Regions from separate parts of the Homo sapiens genome. Here region 1 is linked to region 2. Evidence: chromatin contacts called from ENCODE Hi-C data. All regions are on one chromosome and are shown on one strand. The core of a region is the stretch at or near the end of the contact, and the rest is flanking DNA. Distances in the headings are between cores, read along the strand shown. Region 1 overlaps LOC105377448 (a long non-coding RNA gene). Region 2 overlaps SLC7A11 (solute carrier family 7 member 11).

Evidence for each region. Hi-C counts contacts between places; a loop is a spot of excess contacts on that map. Pooled maps may share reads with other maps.
Region 1: a pooled map shows a loop between it and region 2 (3-fold over the local background). The contact joins two enhancer-like sites. A Hi-C loop is called at or near these places in 2 of 37 single-sample maps with no recorded cell type and 3 of 50 pooled maps.

Annotation. Positions count from the first base shown.
Region 1 is chr4:138,976,045-138,980,620 of GRCh38, reverse strand. All of the region lies in intron 2 of LOC105377448 (a long non-coding RNA gene), which reads left to right. Among named protein-coding and RNA genes, the nearest start is that of NOCT, 37 kb to the left of the region's middle. RefSeq lists an enhancer at 2,575-3,396. Within about 2 kb of position 3,005, at least 4 of the 41 ENCODE cell types and tissues checked have a DNase peak (open chromatin) inside an H3K27ac peak, as active enhancers do.
Region 2 is chr4:138,188,482-138,192,797 of GRCh38, reverse strand. All of the region lies in intron 6 of SLC7A11 (solute carrier family 7 member 11), which reads left to right. Among named protein-coding and RNA genes, the nearest start is that of SLC7A11, 52 kb to the left of the region's middle. RefSeq lists an enhancer at 2,070-2,129. Within about 2 kb of position 2,282, at least 2 of the 41 ENCODE cell types and tissues checked have a DNase peak (open chromatin) inside an H3K27ac peak, as active enhancers do.

The DNA.
Region 1 (4,576 bases), core at 1,756-4,255, 790 kb before region 2:
GGGAAATGTTAACAAACTGCCTTAAAGTTTTAAATGGTCTCTTTGATGAGAAAGAGTGTCTATGGCCAAATTTTCTCCACTGATTTGCTTATGTTACTTATTCTGATATCATGTACATCATAGAATTTCAGCACCAAAATCAACCTATGTTAGTTGGTGTTAGTTTACAAATAAGGAAAGTGAGTTCTAGAGTGATGAATTTAGTTTACAAATAAGGAAGGTGAGTCCTAGAGTGATTAATTTGCTCAAAAATGCACAGAGAAAACATTAGGATTAGAACCCAGATCAATTGAACCTAGTCCAGTCCTCTTTCTACCTTGGCATGTTGCTGTGGGAAGAACACATGGACAGTAGTCCAGGTTCATACCTCTGTAAATGGGGAGACAGCCTAGCCTAGCGTTTTAAGATCACACACTCTGAAATCACCTGGCTGCACCTCCAGGATATGTGACTTGCAACAAATTATTAAGTCCTCGATGCCTGTTTCCTCTTTGTAAACTGGGGATAATAATAATAATTTCCTCATCTAAAAAATTGGGGGCCAGGCATGGTGGCTCATACCTGTAATCCCAGATACTTGAGAGGCTGGGGCAGGAGGATCGCTTGAACCCAGGAGGTCGAGGCTGCAGGGAGCTATGAATATGCCTGGGCATATTCCTGATGACTCTGCCAAGATTTGCAAGTCATGAAGTGACCTTGGCTGGGATTTTCAGTGACAGTGCATAGGCCATTTCCAGAAAACCTTGCTCTTAAGTATAGCTGTTGAATGAATGGGTGCAAGAGGAGGTTCTCTTCTCCTCTGAGCCAGGATAAAGGCTTGACCTTGCTATTCCTCTATTACTATAGGCACTGACATTCTGCTGTTTTCTCTGAATTTAGCAATGGTCCAAACTTCAGACTGAGTTCTGTTCCCCTTCATATTTTATTTTTGTTATGTTTATTTTTAATCTTTTCAGAGACAGGGTCTTGCTGTCACCCAGGCTGGAGTGCGGTGGCAGCATTGTTACCAGAAAGGGGTCCCGATCCAGACCCCAAGAGAGGGTTCATGGATCTCATGCAAGAAATAACTCAAGGCAAGTCTGCAGTGCAAAGAAAAAGCAAGTTTACTAAGAAAGTAAAGTGGTGAGAGAACAGCTACTCTGTAGGCAAAGTAGGGCGTTCCCTAAAGTAAGGGGAGGAAAACGTCCACCTCAGGTAAAATACTCATATATATATATGATAAAAAAAGATCATGGGGAGACGTGCTCTGATATAAGGGTTTGTGATAAAGGATTAATTTTCTTAATTACTATATTTTGCAAGAATCAACATTATCTTTAAAGCAAAATTTGGGCCAGGCATGGTGGCTCACGCCTGTAATCCCAGCACTTTGGGGGCCGAGGCAGGTGGATCACGAGGTCAAGAGATCGAGATCAGCCTGACCAACATGGTGAAACCTGTCTCTACTAAAAATACAAAAAATTAGCCGGGCGTGGTGGTGCCTGCCTGTAATCCCAGCTACTCGGGAGGCTGAGGCAGGAAAATAGCTTGAACCCAGGAGCAGAGCTTGCAGTGAGCTGAGATCATGCCACTGCACTCCAGCCTGGGCGACAGAATGAGACTCCGTCTCAAAAAAAAAATTAAAATAACATAAAATAAATAAAGCAAAATTCGGAATGCCTTTGTTCTGAAGATATCAAGATATCAGGACACTCTCAAGTCTGGGTCTGTTTAGTAAATGTTATCAATCTGTTCCCTTAACTGTAAATACCTAGAGGCTAGGAATACCTAACTTTCTGGGAATGCAGCCCAGCAAGTCCCAGCCTCATTTTCCTAGTCCTCACTCAAGACGGAGTTGCTCTGGTTTGAACACCACTGACACCATCATAGCAAACCTGAACTCCTGGGCTCAAGCAATCCTTCTGCCTCAGCCTCCTGAGTAGCTGGGAATACGGGCTCATGTGACCACACCCAGCTAACTTGTTAAAATTTTCTTTCATAGAGAGGGGGTCTCACTATCATGCCCTGGCTTCTGTTTCACTTTAATGCACACGGACCTGGGGTCACTGGAAGACTCATTTGGTAGGCTGTACTGGGGATTATTTAGATGAGCCACCAAGAAGGCTTCTGGAAAAGAATTTGTCTCAAGATTAAAGGGCGTCAAGGCACCCAAGCATAATCCAAGCCTTTGCTTCAGGATTGGATGGGGAGTTCTTTTTTTTTCTTTTTTGCCAACCCCAGTCTTGAGCTCTAGGAAGCAGGGACTGGGAGTAAAAACCAAAAGAACTATTTGATTAAAATCTCTGTGATTGGAACCCAGATACCATATCTGACAACACAAAGGTGGCTTTTAAGCGCACAGAGGCCTCAGCAGCTCATTGCTGCAGGGAGCCGCACCCCAGAGGGAGGAAATGTGAGATGTCTTAGAGAGCTGAGAGGGCTCAGGTTTGCCCATGGGAGGCATACGCTGGGACTCCTAGAACCCTGGATGGGTGGGGGTCTGGAATTGTGTTCGAAGGACCCACAGCAGCAGGTGGGGTAGATTCAAAGGGATAGTTTTGATATTAATACACCAATCCCATTTCTACCCCCAGGTTGGTATGATGTGCTTTTAGAATACCCCTTATCTCTAGAGACATAATTTATGAACTCTTAATCTGATGGAGGATATATTAGACAGATGTTAATTAAACAATCTCAAAAATATGTTACTTCAAGCTGTGATAAATCCCATGAAGGAGAAATACAGGGTGTCCTGCTGGTATAGAGAGGGGAATCTGATTTGGCCCGGGGTATGTGTGAGAGAGAATAATAAAGAAAGGGCTTCCTGGGGATGTGATGTTTGCACTGGGGAGGAGAGGATGCAAAGGTCCTGAAGCGGATGTGACCAGGTCAAATAAATGACAAACTGAGGAGGGGAGGGAAGCAGAACTCATGAGATGTTTCTTCTCTGATTTGCATTTTTAAATGGAGAGTTGCATTTGTGAAAGCAGAAGTTAGTGCTCGAAGGGTCCGTCTTGCACAGTTGGTCAGCTCTGTTTTTCAACACATGTGGAGTGGGAGGGGCACAGTATCCAATAACTAGGACTCTAATTATGTCTCAGTCACCAACCACGCGTAGGATTTTAAGCAGATTTCTTTTTCTTTTTCTCTTTGAGATGGAGTCTTGTTCTGTCGCTCCGGCTGGAGTGCAGTGGCACGATCTCGGCTCACTGCAACTTCTGCCTCCCGGGTTCAAGCGATTCTCCGGCCTCAGGCTCCCAAGTAGCTGGGATTATAGGTGCCCACCACCACGCTGCGCTGATTTTTTGTATTTTCAGTAGAGACAGGCTTTCACCATGTTGGCCAGCCGGTTTTGAACTCCTGACCTCAAGTGATCTGCCTGCCTCGGCCTCCCAATGTGCTGGGATTACAGGTGTGAGCCACTGTGCCCAGCTGAGATTTTGTCTTTATTTTATTTATTTTTTTGAGACAGAATTTTGCTTTTGTTGCCCAGGCTGGAGTGCAATGATGCGATCTCAGCTCACTGCAAACTCTGCCTCCTGGGTTCAAGCGATTCTCCTGCCTCAGCCTCCCGAGTAGCTGGGATTACAGGCATGCACCATCACACCCAGCTAATTTTGTATTTTTAGTAGAGACAGGGTTTCACCATGTTGGTCAGGCTGATCTCGAACTCCTGACCTCATATAATCCACACACCTCAGCCTCCCAAAGTGCTGGGATTACAGGCATGAGCCACCCTGCCCTGCCCAGCTGAGATTTTATAACCTCCATTTTTCTACCTGTAGAAAAGGGCAGAGTATTGGGTGGAGTCCTCCAGATGATCTCTACCATTCCTTCCAATGCTTAAAAAAAAATCTAAGAGTAGATTTTAAAGAGCCCTCTGTTATTTCATTGTTAGAGAATGTGTTTGTTCACTTGTTAACTCCTCACAAGTGCCCAATCTTTCCTGTTCACTCTCAGAGTAGGCCTTAGGAGAATAGAGTTTATTTTGCTATTATGTGAAGTCTTATTATTTTATTTGACACATACTGTCTTTCATTTACTCAACACCTGGGCCAGGTGCTGAATAGTCAAAGGAGAAAAGGATCTGTTGGTGCTTTCCTCCCTCCTAGTCCACTGTCAACTTAGAAGACACACATGGAATTGGATTTTTGCAATAGAAAGTAATAAATGCTTTGCTAAAGATATATAGACAGTGTTAAGAGAGAATATAGGAAGGCCACATAATCCATATATGAGTAGTATAATGGGTTACACTTGGAGATATAAAAAAGCGGGCAGGAGGCCTCAATCCCAGCACTTTGGGAGACCGAGGTGGGCGGATCACCTGAGGTCAGGAGTTCAAGACCAGCCTGGCCAACATGGTGAAACTCCATCTCTACTAAAAATGCAAAAATCAGCTGGGGGTGGTGGCGGGCACCTGTAATCCCAGCTACTCAGGAGGCTGAGGCAGGAGAATGGCTTGAACCTGGGAGGCAGAGGTTGCAGTGAGCCAAGATAGTGCCTCTGCACTCCAGCCTGGGTGACAAAGTGAGATATCGCCTCAAAAAAAAAAAAAAAAAAAAAAAAAAAAAGTAAGCAGGTAAAACATGGT
Region 2 (4,316 bases), core at 1,033-3,532:
ATCTTTCCTCTGTTTTGGGGAAGTAAGAATAATAATTATTTTCTCTCCTAGCTTTTAAAGATGAAAATCAGTTTTTATTTGATATTGTAATTTAGGACATCATTTTAATAATTTTATATCATATGCTTGTCTCATAAATAATATACTATACAATAAAATTTAATGAGGACCCACTTTAAGTCTTGTATAGACTAATTAAAAGCTACAAAAAAGTCTTGATATAATGAGGTCCTTCATTCTTTTATTAGTTAGAATAATGCTAGCTGTTACAACAGACAACCCACAAAATTTCAATGGCTTTAAACAATCAAAAGTTTATTTTTAAAAATTATATAACACTCCATTATTGGTGTCCCTGGCCACCAGTAGGCTTTCACGTTTATTCTGTGACCCGTATTCCTTTCATCATGTGGCTTTGTCATGCTATAGGTCCTTTGCAACTAGCTCACTCAGGAAAAGAATGTCACAAGGTGACACACTTAACCACCTTGGTCTTCAATGACACATCTACTCACATTCTGTTTGCAAGAATGAGTCACTTGCCCCTCCTAGATAAAAGAGGGGCTGGGAAATGTGGTGTCTGTTTTGGTAGCTGCTTCTCATAAATAACTTATACTTTGGAAAGAGAAAACAGACTTTTGGTGAGTAGTTGGTTGTCTGAGCTGTAAATCTGAATCTTAGAAACACTATTATAAAAATCGTTTACCGAAATGTTGCATTATCTTAGTGTTGTGTAGACCAAATCCTGAGGAAAATAATAAATTTTTTTAAAAAATTAAAAACAACCTAAGAGATACAAGAATTGAACATCAGTGTAAAATTTAATTTATTACTATTAAAATATTTTGTGTTCTTAGTTTTTTGTTAGTATTTTATTTAAAACCAATTTTGCTTTTGTACACTAGAACTTCCCTACAAATATGTTTGTGTTTATCCATGATAAATATGGATAACTGTAATGTATCTGGAAGACAAACTCTAAGTCTTTAGAAAATGAGAAAAAATGAGATGCAGACAATGCAAATTTTTTGTGTGTATGAAATGCAAGCAAATGAAAATTTACTCTCAAGCTACATTTTGCTGAATAATTTTATTTAGTCATGAATTTATTCTAATAGTAGAATAAAAATAATGAATAGATAAAACTGCTTATATTTATGTTTCTGATTGCTTATTATTCCATATTCCTGAGTTGTGAGTTTTCATTTTAGTTCATTTCTCTGTGTGGTGGTGGCTAAGAGTGACCCTTCTGGCCATTTTTCTATGTGGCTTTGCTGCACTTTTCTCCTTCCTTTATGCATCTCTGCACATTTTTCCATGAGCTTCCTTCAACCCTGCAGTCTTTTAATCTTTGTCTGTTCATTTCTTACATCTCCCTACAGGTCTCTCTGTCTTCTCTTCTTTTATGGAGTTCTTCATCTGTGGACAATGGAGAATGGTGAGATTTAGATTAGACATCAGTGGTATTGAAATTTAAAATGTCTCAGTGAAAACACCCATAGCCTTGCCGTGGTTCAGTAAGAAGCAGAGGGCAGGTGTTTGATGCTGGAAATCAGTGAGATCACTGTGCACATTTATGTAACAATATGCTCGGCCCATCACTTTGTTCAGCCTTGGCCCAGAATCATCATTAAGCATGAACATGAACCACAGACCTTTAAAAAATGTTCATAAATAGGCTTATTGAATGTTTTCTTTCTCTTGCTATATTTTTTTCAGTGACCACCTATGCCTTCCCTGCAACTATGTGCTATGTCTCTTCAAATACATTTCATTTATAATGTTTTTAATAGCCAAATTCCCACTCAGTAGAAAACTAGAGTTACTGCCATAGCACTAAATGACAGTGAGGCAAAATCACTGAAAACACACAAAGAAATGTGTGTTCTTCTACAGATGCTCTCAGTCATCTGTAGTCCAATTTTTTTCATGTCTGGAAAACTATTTGTTTTCTTGAACGCTTACTTGTACTTCAATCCCTGCTAGAAATGTCAGAAATCAGAGAGGCAGATAGGACTGTTCCATGTCAAGGGGTCTCTGGAGAGTTTAGTGTGAGCAAGAGTCAGGGAAAGTATGTCAAAATGTATGGAAGAAAACTCATGTGAATGAAAAATACGGATAGCTTTTCTTTGAAATGTACTCATTTACTTTTTTTGTCTGCAACACATGACTGAAGTTTGAAGGGTAGAATAAAATTAACAGCTGTGGTAATAAGATAGAGTACTTCTGCAAAAAAGTAAATTGGTGGGTTGAAAAGAGAGAAGTGAGAGATGTTTGCGTCATTTCTGGGTCAGACCTACAGAAAAGCTTTCAAGGTCTTTACAGGGTCACTGTAAAGAAAATGTGAAACAAGTATGATTCAAAAATAAATGCTTTGAATCAAAAGGTACTTAATATAATTATAAGTACTTTATGTTGAGATAAATTACAGCTCCATGTCAATTGTATGTAAAGAAATAGTCCCCAGTTTCCCTTTATGTTTTAAATCTTACATTTTAAGGTATTTGCCATTTTTTGTTCTTCTTAATTTTTTCTCTTTCCCTCCTTTCTTTTTTTCTGAATGCCAAGTACATTTGTTAAAATATTTAGAATTTTTAAATAGAAATGTGAAGCATCAACCATTTCTCTCCAGAACACACAAATGTAGGTTTTGACAGAACTGCCTATCCTCATGCCTAGCCCCACAGCACAAAGACAAGCTTAGATGCCCCGGGATCCATGAGTTCTGTAGTCACCATTGTATGTGTCCAACAGAGGGGAGTGTATATGATCTATTTGGACTTGCACAAATCTCAGAAGACTGTATTCATGTTATAAAATAATCTTGAAATATCCTAAATTCAGACGATTAGAGAATTACTCATGTAATTCAGACCACTCATGTGGGCTGAATGTCAGAAATCCTTCTAACCTTCAGGTCTCCTTGACTTCTCTGGAGAATCAAGCTAGGTTTACTCATTTCATTTTCATAGCAAGGATCACTTTTAGCGAAAATGATGCACTGGAAACAATAGTCATTTCTGATGCTCCATGATAGAGTTGCAAAGCATGCTTTAAAAAATGCACCTTATTCTGCATTATTTGCAAGTTTACTTGTGGTGTGAATGTTTTTTCTACTATTTCTACTATTAGATGTGAAGAAAAGTATACTTGGCTTAAAATGTGTCACACCATGACAATTAGTCTTCTAATATTTGCCTCATTTATATAAAATATAATACATGTTTGTCAGCATGTAAAGGTCCTGGGGGCCTTGTACCTAGAGTTAAAGCAGGCACAAAGCAGCCATGACATTGTGACAAGATATACCATGCGTGTGGAACTCAGGGCCAGAAGAGGTGGGTTCTGGTTCCAGCCCTCCCGCTTACTACTTTTGTGACCTTGGTTATGTCACTCAACCTCTCTGAGCCTTGGTTTTCTTGTTTAAAAATTGCGGGTATTACTTCCTGTTTCCATGGGTTGTTGTAAATTTTGTTTGCCCATGCTCCTTCTCATTCCACAAACGATTTAAAATGACATGCATATATTTAAAGATAAAATAAGATGTATTTGCCAGTGCTTTGTAGATTATACAAACATAAGTTGCCTGCCATCATTATAGGGCCATTTTCATTTCTGGGGAGGCCTATCACTCGGAACAAAAATGCTTCTAAGCACATGTTTTAGAGATTTCCATTTAACAATTTCAAATAAAGCAAGTATGTGTGACGTAGACTGGTTGTAAGTGCCAATTTAAAATAAGCCCATAAGAAAAGAAGACTATCCAAGACCTTTTCGACTGAAGACCATTTACAACTAATAAAAATAGCAGACTCTCACATACTTAATGCCTGTTAATTGAAAAGAGCATATATGACAAAAAGCTGTTAGGATTAAGTAACTCTTGTAAATGGTATTTCGTTAGTCATAACAAACATGTACTAACATTTGAGAAAGAATAGAACTTAATTTTGTTAAGAGTGAGTCATTTTTACTCAGCTTAAAAATTATGCTTTTGTTGCATTTAGGATTGGTGGATACCTCACAAGAACACAGAGGCTTTGAAATATCCGTGGCCTACTGGTTCCTTCCTCTAATTCCCTTCATTATCAAGTGCCATTTGCCTTAATCTTGGGTTACTAGTAATGCTATCTGCGCTGTGCGTCTAAAGCCTCCAGAAAGATTGCTCAGGCATGGCCTAATAGCTTTTATCAGTTCACCCAGTGGCTCTTACACTTTGATACCTGAAACCTAGAGTTAACTGTGTAGGACCAAGCTCTTCTGAAGGAGTCAACTGCTCTCCTCTGTCAATAATGGCTGTTTATGCCAAAACAGCC